Linked DNA regions of Homo sapiens: all the other regions are linked to region 1. The links are chromatin contacts, found by Hi-C or POLR2A ChIA-PET in ENCODE. All regions are on one chromosome and are shown on one strand. The core of a region is the stretch at or near the end of the contact, and the rest is flanking DNA. Distances in the headings are between cores, read along the strand shown. Region 1 holds the start of PFKFB4 (6-phosphofructo-2-kinase/fructose-2,6-biphosphatase 4). Region 2 holds the start of CCDC12 (coiled-coil domain containing 12). Region 3 holds the start of PTPN23 (protein tyrosine phosphatase non-receptor type 23).

Evidence for each region. A loop is a pair of places that touch in the nucleus more often than their neighbours do. ChIA-PET counts read pairs that join two places held with the same protein, here RNA polymerase II (POLR2A). Pooled maps may share reads with other maps.
Region 2: a map of CD8-positive, alpha-beta T cell shows a loop between it and region 1 (19-fold over the local background). The contact joins the promoter of CCDC12 here to the promoter of PFKFB4 in region 1. A Hi-C loop is called at or near these places in 2 of 168 maps with a recorded cell type or tissue (CD8-positive, alpha-beta T cell and naive thymus-derived CD4-positive, alpha-beta T cell) and 10 of 50 pooled maps. POLR2A ChIA-PET finds 5 or more read pairs at or near these places in 1 of 52 experiments (OCI-LY7).
Region 3: a loop to region 1 is called in a map of PC-3, with 10 times the contacts of the local background. The contact joins the promoter of PTPN23 here to the promoter of PFKFB4 in region 1. A Hi-C loop is called at or near these places in 1 of 168 maps with a recorded cell type or tissue (PC-3), 2 of 37 single-sample maps with no recorded cell type and 7 of 50 pooled maps.

Annotation. Positions count from the first base shown.
Region 1 is chr3:48,554,806-48,559,218 of GRCh38, forward strand. PFKFB4 (6-phosphofructo-2-kinase/fructose-2,6-biphosphatase 4) reads right to left here and starts at 1,998. Exons shown (of 14, transcript NM_004567.4): 1 at 1,876-1,998. The coding sequence starts at 1,972. RefSeq lists enhancers at 2,401-2,490, 2,621-2,710.
Region 2 is chr3:46,975,468-46,979,880 of GRCh38, forward strand. CCDC12 (coiled-coil domain containing 12) reads right to left here and starts at 1,278. Exons shown (of 7, transcript NM_001277074.2): 1 at 1,170-1,278. The coding sequence starts at 1,265. NBEAL2 (neurobeachin like 2) reads left to right here and starts at 4,199. Exons shown (of 54, transcript NM_015175.3): 1 at 4,199-4,413. The coding sequence starts at 4,395. RefSeq lists enhancers at 1-464, 465-1,166, 991-1,300, 1,870-2,570 and silencers at 1,391-1,530, 3,926-4,115, 4,216-4,413.
Region 3 is chr3:47,378,497-47,382,909 of GRCh38, forward strand. PTPN23 (protein tyrosine phosphatase non-receptor type 23) reads left to right here and starts at 2,525. Exons shown (of 25, transcript NM_015466.4): 1 at 2,525-2,684. The coding sequence starts at 2,601. It overlaps PTPN23-DT (PTPN23 divergent transcript), which reads right to left and starts at 2,996. Exons shown (of 1, transcript NR_185912.1): 1 at 596-2,996. RefSeq lists enhancers at 1,911-2,588, 2,098-2,157, 2,328-2,547, 2,589-3,264.

The sequences.
Region 1 (4,413 bases), core at 748-3,247:
CTTTGGGAGGCCAAGGGGGGCAGATCATTAGAGATAACGAATTCAAGACGAGCCTGGCCAACATGGTGAAACTCCATCCTACTAAAAATACAAAATTAGCCGGCCATGGTGGCGCATACCTGTAATCCCAGCAACTTGGAAGGCTGAGGCAGGAGAATTGCTTGAACCCAGGAGGTAGAGGTTGCAGTGAGCTGAGATAGGACCACTGCACTACAACCTGGGCAACAAGAGTGAAACTCCGTCTCAAAAAAAAAAAAAAAAAAAAAGTCCAGGTCCTCACTCCTTTCCCCTATGTAGTAATAGCAGCCACCCCCCTAAGTCAGGACCACACAGCCCTAATAACACAGACTGGCTCAGCCTCCCCGCCTCCAGAAGAGTCTCAAAGGAGGGGTGGCCATAGCCCTCAGGACTGAGTGTGCATTATAGACAGCACAGCCCCACCAGGACCTACATCACAATCAAAGCCATGAGTTACCACGACTTGGTCTGGTCAGAAACATGGCCTTCCCCTGCCAGGACTCACAGTGTGGCCAGAAATACACACACCCTTCCCCCAGGACTCATATCATGATCAAAGCCATGGCTCCAGGCTGCTGCAGCAGGATGAGCACAAAGAACTCTCCCCTTGCTTATCATACATAAGCAGAGGCAGGATCACAGGGAGACCCAGGCATGTCACTCAATCTCCTGATCTCCATTTCACTGTCTGTTAAACTAGATGTTCTCTGAGGTGCTGGACAAGCTGCAAATTCATTACAATGTTTCAGTTACTCCTAAAACAAATCTTTCTTTTCCTGGTAATAAAAAAGTTGCAGGCCAGGACCCACGCCTGTAATCTCAACACTTCGGAAGGCCGAGGCCAGAGGATCCACTTGAAGCCATGAGTTGGAGACCAGCCCAGACAACATAGCAAGACCCTGTCTCTACAAAAAAAAAGAAAAAAGAAAAAAAAAAGCTGGGTGTGGTGGCGCACCTATAATCCCAGCTAATCGGGAGGTTGAGGTGGGAGGATTGCTTGAGCCCAGAAGGTCGTGGCTGCAGTGAACTATGATCGCGCCACTGCACTTGCTCCAGCTTGGGCCACTGAGCGAGACTCATCTCTTAAAAAAAAAAAAAACTGCCAGCTCATTTAAGGACAGGCAGAAACTCAAGGAAGCGGTTTAAACACCTGGGACCCTAGGAGAGGTGAGCCCCTTAACAATTCCATGAATTTCAGCATTCTCCTAGCTGTTTCACTCTCCAGTTTTACTGTACACCCATGACCCCAGGTGGATACTTACATGTCCCGGGACACAGACACAGGCCCACACGGCATACTTTTCTGTCTCTATCCTGAGCACATCTCTGCTGAAGTTCCTGCCCAAGCTCAGCTTTAAGGCCAAGAGGCACCCTTCCTCCTGTTGGAAAACTAGCCCACCTTTGAAAGTTCTGGGCTCAGAGAGGCCAAGTAATTCACCTAGGGCCACACAGCTCAGTTCCAGTCCAACAACCCGGCCCACACTCCTTGGCCAGGAGAGAGGGAAGGGCCTGGGGTGCCCACAGGGTCCTCCCCAGACTGGGGGCGATGGGGATTGGAGAGGGAAGCGAGGGGGCCAGAGCCCTCCCCGAGGTGATGGTGGCCAGACCTAGCCACCGCCAAGCCGATATGCCCCCACACACCTGTCCCCGCCCCCTGCTCTGCCACACCTGTCTCTGGCCCACCACTGTCACGACCGCCTCACCTGTCCCCAGCAGCCTCCCCAGTCACGGCAACCTCACCTGTCCCCGGTTCCCCATCTGTCTCCCGCCCCTTCTCCATGCGAGACCCCCGCCCAGGCCGCCCTACCCACCCATCCCGGTGCACCTCCCACCTCCTCCCAGAGGACCCCGCCTCACCACCGCGCTGGCAAGCGTGCAGAGCGGGCCGCCCATTGCTGTATGGCATCCAGATCTTCTTCAGGGGGTTCTGTGTCAATTCCCGTGGGGACGCCATCCCGGGGCCGGGATGAGTCGGACTGCGCCGCTTCCAACCCAGCAGCCGGGCCACCTCGGGCCACCCGAGGTCCCGCCCCTTGGGCCCCGCCCCTCCTCAAGCCGCGACAGCCCATGTCTATCTTCCCGCAGGTCCCGCCCCAGAGTGAGTAGGCTCCGCCCCAGCTGAAAGGGGCCCGGCCTCCGACCACGCATGCCCAACTCACCTACCCGCCCGTTTTGGAACAAGTGGGCCCAGTTCTTCAGGCCAGGATCGAGAATGCGCATGCTCAACTCCGGATTGTACTGGTCCCGCCCCAGTTCAAGGCCCGGATTGTGCAGGCCCGCCCCGGATGCGCAAACTCAGCTCTCCCAACCTGCCCGCGCTGATTTGCATAGGCCCCACCTACGGGCTCCGCCCTGGCGCTGCATCCCTGAGCAGCGGCACGCGTGAATTCTGCTACCTCCTTGCTAGGGAGCCCAGGGCCCCCAGGAGGGAGGGGTTTTCATGCAGTGGGACGAGGCCTACGTGACCCGCACGGCCAGGTTGGTCAGAGCCGACAGGGGCCAGTAGGCCTGCAGTCCCAGCCGTCAACTCCGCTGCGCCCTCCTGCCCCTCCTCGGGGTCCCCCTTGACTGCTCCGAGCCCCGGGACTCTTCCGCCGTCCATAGGAGCATGCTCAACCACGCTGGAAAAGCTCTTTTACCTCATGGATAGAGACTCAAAACACATTTCAATATTGTTCCTCTTTCTTTGCTTTGGCTGCTGGGAGCAAATGCGTGGGACTTTTTTTTTTTGAGACGGAGTTTCGCTCCTGTTGCCCAGGCTGGAGTGCAATGGCGCTATCTTGGCTCACTGCAACCTCCGCCTCCCGGGTTCAAGGGATGCTCCTGCCTCGGGTTCCCAAGTAGCTGGGATTACAGGCGCCCACCACCACGCCCTGCTAATTTTTGTATTTTTAGTAGAGGCGGGATTTCACCACGTTGGCCGGGCTGGTCTCGAACTCCTGACCTCAGGTGATACGCCCTCCTCAGCCTTCCAAAGTGCTGGGATTACAGGCGTGAGCCACCGCGCCCGGCCGTGCGTGGCACTTAGTAACCAAGTACTTTGGGTACTCACTAAGCCCTGGGAGTATCTTAATCGTCTTTCCAGAATTTCATTTTTTACAATTTTTTTTTGATTTTTAGTATTTTGGTTTTTTTAACTAAAGTTTTACATATTTTTTGAAAATAATATGTTAATAACATTTTCTCTTCAGGAAAATGGGATGTGCACATTGTCTATCTTACAGTATTACAGTATAAATTAAGTATGTCAATCTCTAAGAAATTCATTTTAAAATACGTTATGGTTGCCTTTTACTATATTTGTATCTCCCTCTTGTCTTTGAAAATGCACTGGGGACAAGGAACAAGGGAGAGATCCAGAAGTTCCTAAACCCCTGGCTCACTTTCTTGTTTGGCCCCCACCGGACTCCTGCAGTTTCCCGCCTCCTCGGGATCCCCAGCCCCGCCTCTCCAAGCTTTGTACACTCTCTGCCCCAGCCCCCACCAACACGGCTTCAACCTGAGCCACACTGCCCTCTAGCGATGTCATCCACAACACCCCTGGCAGGTGCCCTGCATCCTCAGGTTCTCTCTGCCCAGTGTGTACCCAGCCAGGAGCCAGGTGTTGAGGGCATGGGACTGGCAACAAGACTGGCCTCGTGGGCTATAGGTGTAGCACCCCCTCCCATGCCCTCCCTGCCACAGCCCTGCCTTGGATCAGTCCAAGTCCACCCAGCTCTTTAAAGCTTGGCAAGGACCCTTAAGATGACTGACACAGATGTCTTGCCCACTTCATAGGAACTGAAGATTCCAAAGGTCCACATGCTGGAAGCCCATCTGGACCCTCCCCCAAACCAGCTCTAGCTGCTTGCCCTGGGAACACCCTGCCCCAGGCAGAGTCAACAACTTCCTCCTTCCTCATCCTCCTTTTGCAGTATCTACCCGCTTATTCCTCCACCCCAGTCCCAGCAGATCTGAGCACATCCATGGGCGGCTCCTGATGAGCTGGGTGCCCCTCGTGACCTGCTCCCTACTTCTCCAAAGCCACTCATTCTGTTCGTGACACAGCCAGCCCTCTTGTCTTCTGGCCACTGCCAAGGCCATCTTGGGGCCACCGTGGCCTCTGAGACCTCATTACCACATGCCCACACCCTGTCTAACCCGCAGCACTCATTGCAAAAGCTATCTCCTCTGATATCTACAGACACCCAGCACCTCCTCTGGCCTGTCCATTCTCTTCCCAGACCTCCTGGGATGCTAATCAAGGGCTGGGGGTAGAGGACAGCTGGCCTGGGCAGGGGGCCAGGGCTATCTCTGGGAAGGCATCCTCACACCCAGACAGGATGAGCCTGGTTCCCAGGAAATGCAACAGCTCTGCACCTTCCTCTCTTCCCCAGAAAGTCTACCCGTGGCTGA
Region 2 (4,413 bases), core at 28-2,527, 1.6 Mb before region 1:
GTGCCCGGCCCTCGTTCCCAATTTCTAAGGCCCACCCTTAGTTAGAAATAAATCTTTTCTTTTTTTTTTTTTTTTTTTTTTGAGACGGAGTCTCGCTCTGTCGCCCAGGCTGGAGTGCAGTGGCAGGATCTCGGCTCACTGCAAGCTCCGCCTCCTGGGTTGACGCCATTCTCCTGCCTCAGCTTCCCAAGTAGCTGGGACCACAGGCACCCGCCACCACGCCCGGCTAATTTTTTTGTATTTTTAGTAGAGACAGAGTTTCACCGTGTTAGCCAGGATGGTCTCGATCTCCTAACCTCGTGATCCGCCCACCTCGGCCTCCCAAAGTACTGGGCGCGTGAGCCACCGCGCCCGGCTAAATCTTTTATTTTCGATTTTTTTTTTTTTTTTTTTTTTGAGACGGAGTCTCGCTCTGTTGCCCAGGCTGGAGTACAGTGGCGAGATCTCGGCTCACTACAACCTCTGCCTCCCAGGCTCAAGCGGTTCTCCTGCCATAGCCTCCCGAGAAGCTGGGATTACAGGCGCGCACCACCACGCCCGGCTAATTTTTGTATTTTTAGTAGAGGCGGGGTTTCACCATGTTACCCAGCCTGGTCTCGAACTACTAACCTCAAGTGATCCGCCTGCCTCGGCCTCCCAAAGCACTGGGATTACAGGCGTGAGCCACCGTGCCCGGCCTCTTTTTGATTTTTGCACGAAACGACTCCGGCTGTATACCCACTGCTGTCACTTGCTGCCCTGTCCAAGGAGTGCTGCCGGACTGGGGAGTCTGTCTGACTCAGAATCGAAGGCGGGGGTTAAAGACCAGCTAGGCCATAGAGGAACGGAACAAATCACGCCTAACCCAACAAGCATCTGAACCTACAGGCAGCCCTAGATACCTACACGAGCAACACCCGGGAAGCAGGAGTCAGATGGACTGCGGGTCGCTGACCACTGCCTTGCCCACCCCCGCGCATGCGCGACGACCGCACCAGCGCCAGAGGAGTCCCACGCCAAGCAGCCCCAGACATCGTGGGAGGGCGCCGTCTTCTCGCGCATGCGTTAGCGCCCGCGCATGCGCGCCCTCGGCAGCTGTCTTTCCTTATTAGCCCTTTGCTCTCCTCAAGCGCGACCCGGACCCCGAACGCTGGACGCCTCAACTGCGACCCTCACTCCACACTTCTCACCTTGCGCCCGGTTTTCTCCCGTAGGGCCTTCAGCCGTTCCTTTCGCCGCAACGCCTCTTCCTCTAGCCGGCCCACACCAGCCGTAGTTGCCTCCATCTTGCCCGCGTACGCCCCTCCTTTTCTCCCGTCTTGCATCGCGCAGGCCTAAGGAGAGTGGATAAATGTCTCGCGGCCAATCCAAGGACGAGAATGAGAGACTGGGAGGTCCTGAAAGCCAATCAATGCGGGGTTATTATGGGCGAGCCCTCCCCGCCTTGCCCCGCCCCGCCCCGCCCCGCCCTTATTCTTCCGGACAACTTGCCTAGTGGGTGGGGAGCCAGCAAAAAAAAAAAAGAAAAAAAAAAAAGCTAAGGCTCGATTTATCCAACGCTGATCAGTGAAAGAGCAGCAAGTGGAATTCAGACCTGAGAGAAGGAGAAAAGAGTGCGTCGATCGCTCCGGTTTTGCCCAAGTACTAACCACACTAATCACTCCATGCTGGCCTCTTGGAATGCCCTGACTCATCCTTGTCCACTTGACCTGACAAGGCTCGAATGCCTTCAAGAAACCTTCCCTGGGCCGGGCGCGGTGGCTCACGCCTGTAATCCCAGCACTTTGGGAGGCCGAGGAGGGCGGACCACGAGGTCAGGAGATGGAGACCATCCTGGCCAACATGGTGAAACTCCATCTCTACTAAAAATACAAAAATTAACTGGGCGTGGTGGCGCGTGCCTGTAATCCCAGCTACTCGGGAGGCTGAGGCAGGAGAATCGCTTGAACCAGAGAGGCGGAGGTTGCAGTGAGCCGAGATCGTGCCACTGCACTCCAGCCTGGCAGCAGAGCAAGACTCCGTCTCAAAAAAAAAAAAAAAAAAAAAAAAGCCTTCCCTGATCCTCCACTTCGATCCCACCCTAATACAAGGTATGACTTACACCTCTGCAGCTGTCAGTGGCTCCCCGGACTCACCTGACAAGCGCCCCTAAGCCCCTCTGTGACCACTCTCAGCTCAGACAAAGCCTGCACAGTGAGGGGGACCTGACTGTATGGCTGTTTCCCTCTGGACTCAAAGATGATCCCCTCTCATTCCCATCCCCTCCTGGAGCAGCAAAGTCCTCAGGGTCAAGTTACCTTTCCCGGGGAAGAGCAAACCCCAACCTGGGTCCAGTGGGCCTCAAGTACTGCCCCCAATCCCCAGCTTAGAAAGACTTGGGGTGGCCTCGACTGCAAGTCGCCACAAGATTCATGGCTACCCAGCAGAAGCTGCCAGAGTCTTCTTTCCTGCATGAACTAGAGTGTCCTGATAACCGCGAGACCACTTAGGCTGAAGTCAAGATATTCTTTCAGTATGTGGGGGTCCCCAAAGCCACACCCCCTCTCACTTGGGAATAGGAGACCATGCCGCCCCCTCTCCACCTCCACTGCCAGGGGACAACTAGCCTCTTAGGCTGTTCCCTCCCTGAGTCTTCCCTTCCCAAGCTGGCTACAGGTGGACATCCACTCTTCCCCTTCCAACTCCCTTCAGAGGCCCATGGGCCACAGACTGCAGATCTAGCCCTCCCTTCACTAACCCTCTTGTCCTCACTAACCTGGGTCTGTCTAAGCCTTCTTCCCTGTAGTGGATGGGTTGCTCTGCCAAGGCCTGGCATGCAGTTTGGAGGTGCTCAGGAAACCTCAGCTCAGAGCTATGATGGATGAAGCAGGACAAAAGGCCAGAGGTGAACCAAGAAGCTGGGAGAACAAAACAGGACAGGGTCTCTGTTGTCTTGGCCAACCAAGGTCTAGGAGTCTCCAGACTGGTCAACTCCTGGAACGAGTAGCACCCCTCTGGGCCCAGAAAACTTCTCCCCAGCCCCAACAAAGAGCCTGATCCCTGCCCAACACCAGGGGTTGGGTCCCTGCCACCATCACCCCGTGCCCCTTTCCCCGTGTCCAGACTGTGAGGTAAGGGGATGGGGAAGGGGGCACGGGGTGATGGTGGCAGGGACCCAAAAAAGAGTCAGTCAAGCCTGGGTCCCTGCCCCTGCTGCCCAAGTGGTCCTCATTTGGTCAACTTGGGCCTCAGTTTCTCCATCTGTAAAACAGAGCCGGCCGGGTGCGGTGGCTCATGCCTATAATCCCAGCACTTTGGGAGGTCGAGGCGGGTGGATCATGAAGTCAGGAAATCCAGACCATCCTGGCTAACACGGTGGAACCCCGTCTCTACTAAAAATACAAAAAATTAGCTGGGCCTGGTGACACGCGCCTGTAGTCCCAGCTACTCAGGAGGCTGAGGCAGGAGAATCACTTGAACCCAGGAGGCGGAGATTGCAGTGAGCCGAGATCGAGTCACTGCACTCCAGCCTGGGCGACAGAGTGAGACTCTGTCTCAAAAACAAACAAAAAACAGAGCCATGAGGCACCCACCTGTTGAGGTTAAAGAAACAACATATGTGAAGCAAGTTCTGGGCCCTGGAGTTGGGGAATGGGGGGAGCCCCTCCACTGGAGCGTTTGGGAAGGCTTCCTGGAGGAGGGAGGGGGACCCGTGGCAACGGTCTAAGCCTCTCTGGGATCTGGGAGGGCACCGCGGCCCCGAAGGTATTTCAGGCTAGTCCTGCTACTCTCTAACTTCCCGCCATCACACTCCACAAACAGCTAGAGCTCAAAAGTTGCGTTTCGGTCTTCCCATAAAGCGACAGAGTAGCACCTGGCATTTGATAAGCGCTACAAGGGGTCGTCATGGTGGTGGTGGAGATTATTGTTGAAGGACCCTCGCCACCTCCACGCGGCCCGCCGCCCCTTCCCTGAATGGCGGCAAATGCAGTCAGGCGAGCAGCGTCCTGGGCGGATTCAGACCCTGGGGAAGTCTGGAATTCCTCACCCCGACCCTCGTCCCGGAGGCTCAGGCTGGCCCTTCCAATGGCACTGGTGGGGCAGGGCAGCGGGGCACCCTCCCGGGCCGCCCGGCCCATAGGCCCCTCCTCCTGCCAGGCTCTCCGCCCTTTACATGGTCCCAGGAGAGGCGGGGCGGCGGTGACTGCAGCGAAGTGCAGGAAGCTGGGCGGCGGCCGGCAGTGAGGAGGAGGAGCGAGCAGACTTGGGTGGCTCTGCGCCGCGGAGGCCACAGCCGCAGACTTCCCCAGTAGTACCGCGCCGCTCCGCCCCGGAGTGACGCCCTCCGCCCATGGGCCTGGCCGAGGGCAACCGGCGGGCGGCGCGGAGGAGGCGGCGACAGGTGGCGCGCAGCAGGGCCGGAGCCGGGCCGGGCCATGGCCGCCTCGGAGCGGC
Region 3 (4,413 bases), core at 1,275-3,774, 1.2 Mb before region 1:
GTTTACAATTTTTCTTTTTTTTTTTTGAGACAGAGTTTCGCTCTTTGTTGCCCAGGCTGGAGTGCAATGGCACAAATCTTGGCTCACCGCGACCTCCGCTTCCCGGGTTCAGCGATTCTCCTGCCTCAGCCTCCCGAGTAGCTGGGATTACAGGCATGCACCATCAGGCCCGGCTAATTTTGCATTTTTAGTAGAGATGGGGTTTCTCCCTGTTGGTCAGGCTGGTCTTGAACTCCCAAATCAGGCGATCCACTCGCCTTGGCCTCCCAAAGTGCTGGAATTACAGGTGTGAGCTACCGTGCCCAGCCACAAAGTTTACAATTTCAAGCATACAGTTCAGTGGCATTAAATTGTTCAGATTGTTATACAGCCATTAAACAGTAACTCTCCATTCTCCCCTCCCCTAGCCCAACAGACACCATTCTACTTTCTGTCTCCATAACTCTGACTAACTAGGTATCTCAGATAAGCAGAATACAGTATTTGTCCTTTTGCAACTGGCTTATTTCACTTAGCATAATGTCTTCAGGGTTCATTCATGTTGCAGCATGTAACAGAATTTCATTCCTTTTTAAGGCTGAATAATATTCCATTGTATGTACACACATCATCTTTATTCATGCATCCATCCATCACTGCATGGATTGCTTCTCTTTTGGCTACTGTGAAATGGTACTGCTATGAACATTCATGTAATTTCATTTTCTTCTGCTCTAACTCCAACTGGAATGAAGCTAGGCCCTTGACTAAGTCTTGAAAGGGTTTGAGGTCTCACAACAAAGGGACCTGGGCTCTACCTTGTGGGTGAAGCCTGTCTTAGAATCCCAGATCCCACCCACATCCCACGGTCTCCATAATTTTTCTTTTTCTTTTCTTTTTTTTTTTTTTAACACATGGTTTCACTTTTGTCGCCCAGGCTGGAGTACAATGGCACAATCACGGCTCACTGCAACCTCTGCCTCCCGGGCTCAAGGTTCCTCCCGCCTCAGCCTCCTGAGTAGCTGGGACTACAGGCGTACATGAGCCACCATGTCCTGCTAATTTTTATATTTTTTGTAGGGACGGGGTTTGGCCATGTGGGCTAGGCTGGTCTTGAACTCCCGGGCTTAAGCGATCCGCCCGCCTCGGCCTCCCAAAGTGATGGGATTACAAGCGTGAACCACCGCACCCGGCATCGTGGTCTCCACATTTCATCCAGAACGAGTCAAAGGCCTTGACCTCGAGCTTAACACGGACCTGAACCTTTGCTCTTCCCTTGTTTTCCCTTATCAGTAAACAGCCCCACAGCCACCCACCTGCACAAGCCAGAAGCTTGGAAATCATATTCGACGTCCTCATGCCCTTACATCCATCCATTCCAAGTTCTGATACTTTTGTCTCCAAAATATTCCTCAAATATTTCTCAAAGTGGGCAAAATATTTCTTTGCTCACTTTTTACTTCCCTCTGCTCCAAGCCACAATCACCTGTCTCCTGGAAGACTACAAAAGGCTCACTGATCTCCCAGCTCGCACTTTTGCACTCACTATCTCCAGGCCATTCTCTGTTATTTCTATTGTTACTATTATTATTTTGAGACGGAGTCTCGCTCTGTCGCTCAGGCTGGAGAGCAGTGGCAAGATCTAGGCTCACCGCAATCTCCGCCTCCCAGGTCAAGCGATTGAACCTCCAGCCTCAGCCTCCCGAGTAGCCTATTATTTATTTCTAAAAGTAGGTGATACAGCCATATGATTTAACAATTCCTGCTCTATAGGTCCCCTCTCCAGAGGCAACAGGTGCTCTCCATTCCGTGGTCTCCTTCCAGATACTGTGGGCGTCCCTGGGTGCTCACCTGGCCGTATACCTTCCCCCACCCACTTCCCCACAGGGCCCGGGGCCTCCTCACTCCGCTTGAGACCCTCCATCCAGGCGCTCCCTCCCTATCGTCCGTCTCCCTTGGGCACTGCCCGGCCTCCCAGGCTGGGCTGAGTAGGCCAGTCTCCGGTCAGTGATTCTGTTCCAAAGCTCGAAAGCCTTCGCAGCACTGGGACTGAAACCCCCAGCTCTCAGCCCCGACTCCTTCAGGCCAGGTGCTCCCTCCGCACCCTCTCTAAGGCCCGTTTTCGCGTCATCTCTTTCCAGCGGCCCGCCCGCCACGTCATCTCTACCACAGCACCAGTCCTCCACGGCTCTTGACAATACGTGGGAGGGCAAGTTCATAGGTGAGGTCTCATGCTCTTCCTAGGAGGGAGGAGCGCGGCGGGCGGGACCCGCAGCTGGGCTTGGCCCGGGAGCGGGGAATAAGCTCGCTCCGCGCCTCTCAGTTTAGTGGATGAAGACTACTATCCCAGAAGCCGTTTCGCCTCGGGCTGGCGAGCTCCTCCCCGCCCTACTCCCTCCGCGCGAAGAAGACTGAGCATGCGCAACAGGGACAGCGCCTGCGCAAAAGACTACGCGAGCGGGTGGCTGGGTTCACTGCAACTCCCGGCAGGCCGCTGGCATTTTTCATTCCCTCCCGTGACCAGTGACTTCCGGCACGAAGGGGCGGGGCTGGGCTCGTGGCTGAGCCAGCAGCTGCAGCAGCTACGGGAGTGGCCGGGTGGCCGGCGGGTGCCAGCCGCCATGGAGGCCGTGCCCCGCATGCCCATGATCTGGCTGGACCTGAAGGAGGCCGGTGACTTTCACTTCCAGCCAGCTGTGAAGAAGGTGAGCTTGCCTTCCATCTTCCCCCCTATCCGCCGCGTATCTCCGTCGTCTGCAAGCGCGTGACGCCCCCCTGCGCGCCCATCACCTCCTCAGGCCCGGTCGCAGGGTCCGGTGAGGCCAGGAGGGGCCTTCGCCGGTTTTCCTCAGCCTGTCCCACACCCCGGCGCCCGCAGGCCATTCTTCTCCTCCCCGATAGCCCCGTGCTAGCACCTGCATCTTCATCTGAACCCGGTTCCCGACTTCTGCCCCGAGTCATCCGCTGTTCCCACTGAGGCAGCACACTTCCTCCTTCTGACGCTCGGACCCAGTTCTGCCCCGCCCCTCCTCCATGCCAGGACCGCCCCGCGCGGGAGCGGTGGGCGGCCCTGACCGTGCGGATTCTTTTGCTGCGCCCGGCCCTCGGTGCGCTGTCAAGTCCACGCCCGCCTGGGACAGACACTGGGGATGGCTCAGGGGCGTGTGTTTAAGACGTGAGCCCCGGTGGCCCAGGGAGATGCCCGACCCCTGCGGTGAGGGTTTGTTTTACAATTGCTGCGATTCTGTATGGTCTCCCATTCGGGAGTCTCTTTGGACCAAACAATACAATCCCACGACATTTTTAGGAGGGTTACTGCTTTTCGTAACCGACTGGAGGGCATAAACAGTGTTGTAGAGCTCAGAGAAATCTTACTGTGTTGGAAGAACAGACGGGCAGGTTTGGCGTTGACTAAGGCAAGGAACTTCTGTGGAGAGGTTCAGGTGTGGTGATTGAACACAGGTGCCCTCCGAGACATCCGCTGTATTGGTAGCACTGAGGGCTAGAGCAGAAATGAAAAGGAACAACCAGGAGGCCGTCGCAGGTGGGGGGCCTTGTGGGCTTAGCACAGCAGATGCCAGAGTAAGCCCCAATCTAGATGGTGCACCACTTAGCGAGACGCTTGGGAAGACAAATAGGAAAAAGAAAATGGGTTTGGAAGTAGTTTCCCAAGAAGCTGTCTCCCCTCTAATCGCCATACACCATTGCCTTAGTTCAGACAGTGTTTGAGTCCATCATCTAGCCTCTTGGGGCCAGGAAATGAGGGTAATTGATCCAAAATTCTAGAATTTTGTTAACGGTTATCCAGACGTTGCTCTCTTCTTCATCTGCTGTTTCTTTTTCCTACCTTTTTTTTTTTTTTTGAGACGGAGTTTCGCTCTTGTTGCCCAGGCTGGAGTGCAATGGCACGATCTCGGCTCACCGCAACGTCAGCCTCCCGGGTTTAAGCGATTCTCCTGCCTCAGCCTTCCAAGTAGCTGGAATTACAGGCATGCGCCACCATGCCCGGCTAATTTTGTATTTTTATTAGAGATGGGGTTTTGCCATGTTGGTCAGACTGGTCTCGAACTCCTGACATCAGGTGATCCGCTTGCCTCGGCCTCCCAAAGTGCTGGGATTACAGGCCTTCATCTGCTGTTTCATACAAATACAATTGGATGAATTTTTCTAAGACACAACAGAACTCCTGTTTTCTTTTTCTTTTCTTTTTTTTTTTTTTTTTTTTTTTTTTGAGACGGAGTCTCACTCTGTCACCCAGGCTGGAGTGCAGTGGCGCAATCTCAGCTCACTGCAAGCTCCGCCTCCCGGGTTCACGCCATTCTCCTGCCTCAGCCTCCCAAGTAGCTGGGACTACAGGCACCCGCCACCACCCCTGCCTAATTTTTTGTATTTTTAGTGGAGAGGGGGTTTCATCGTGTTAGCCAGGATAGTCTC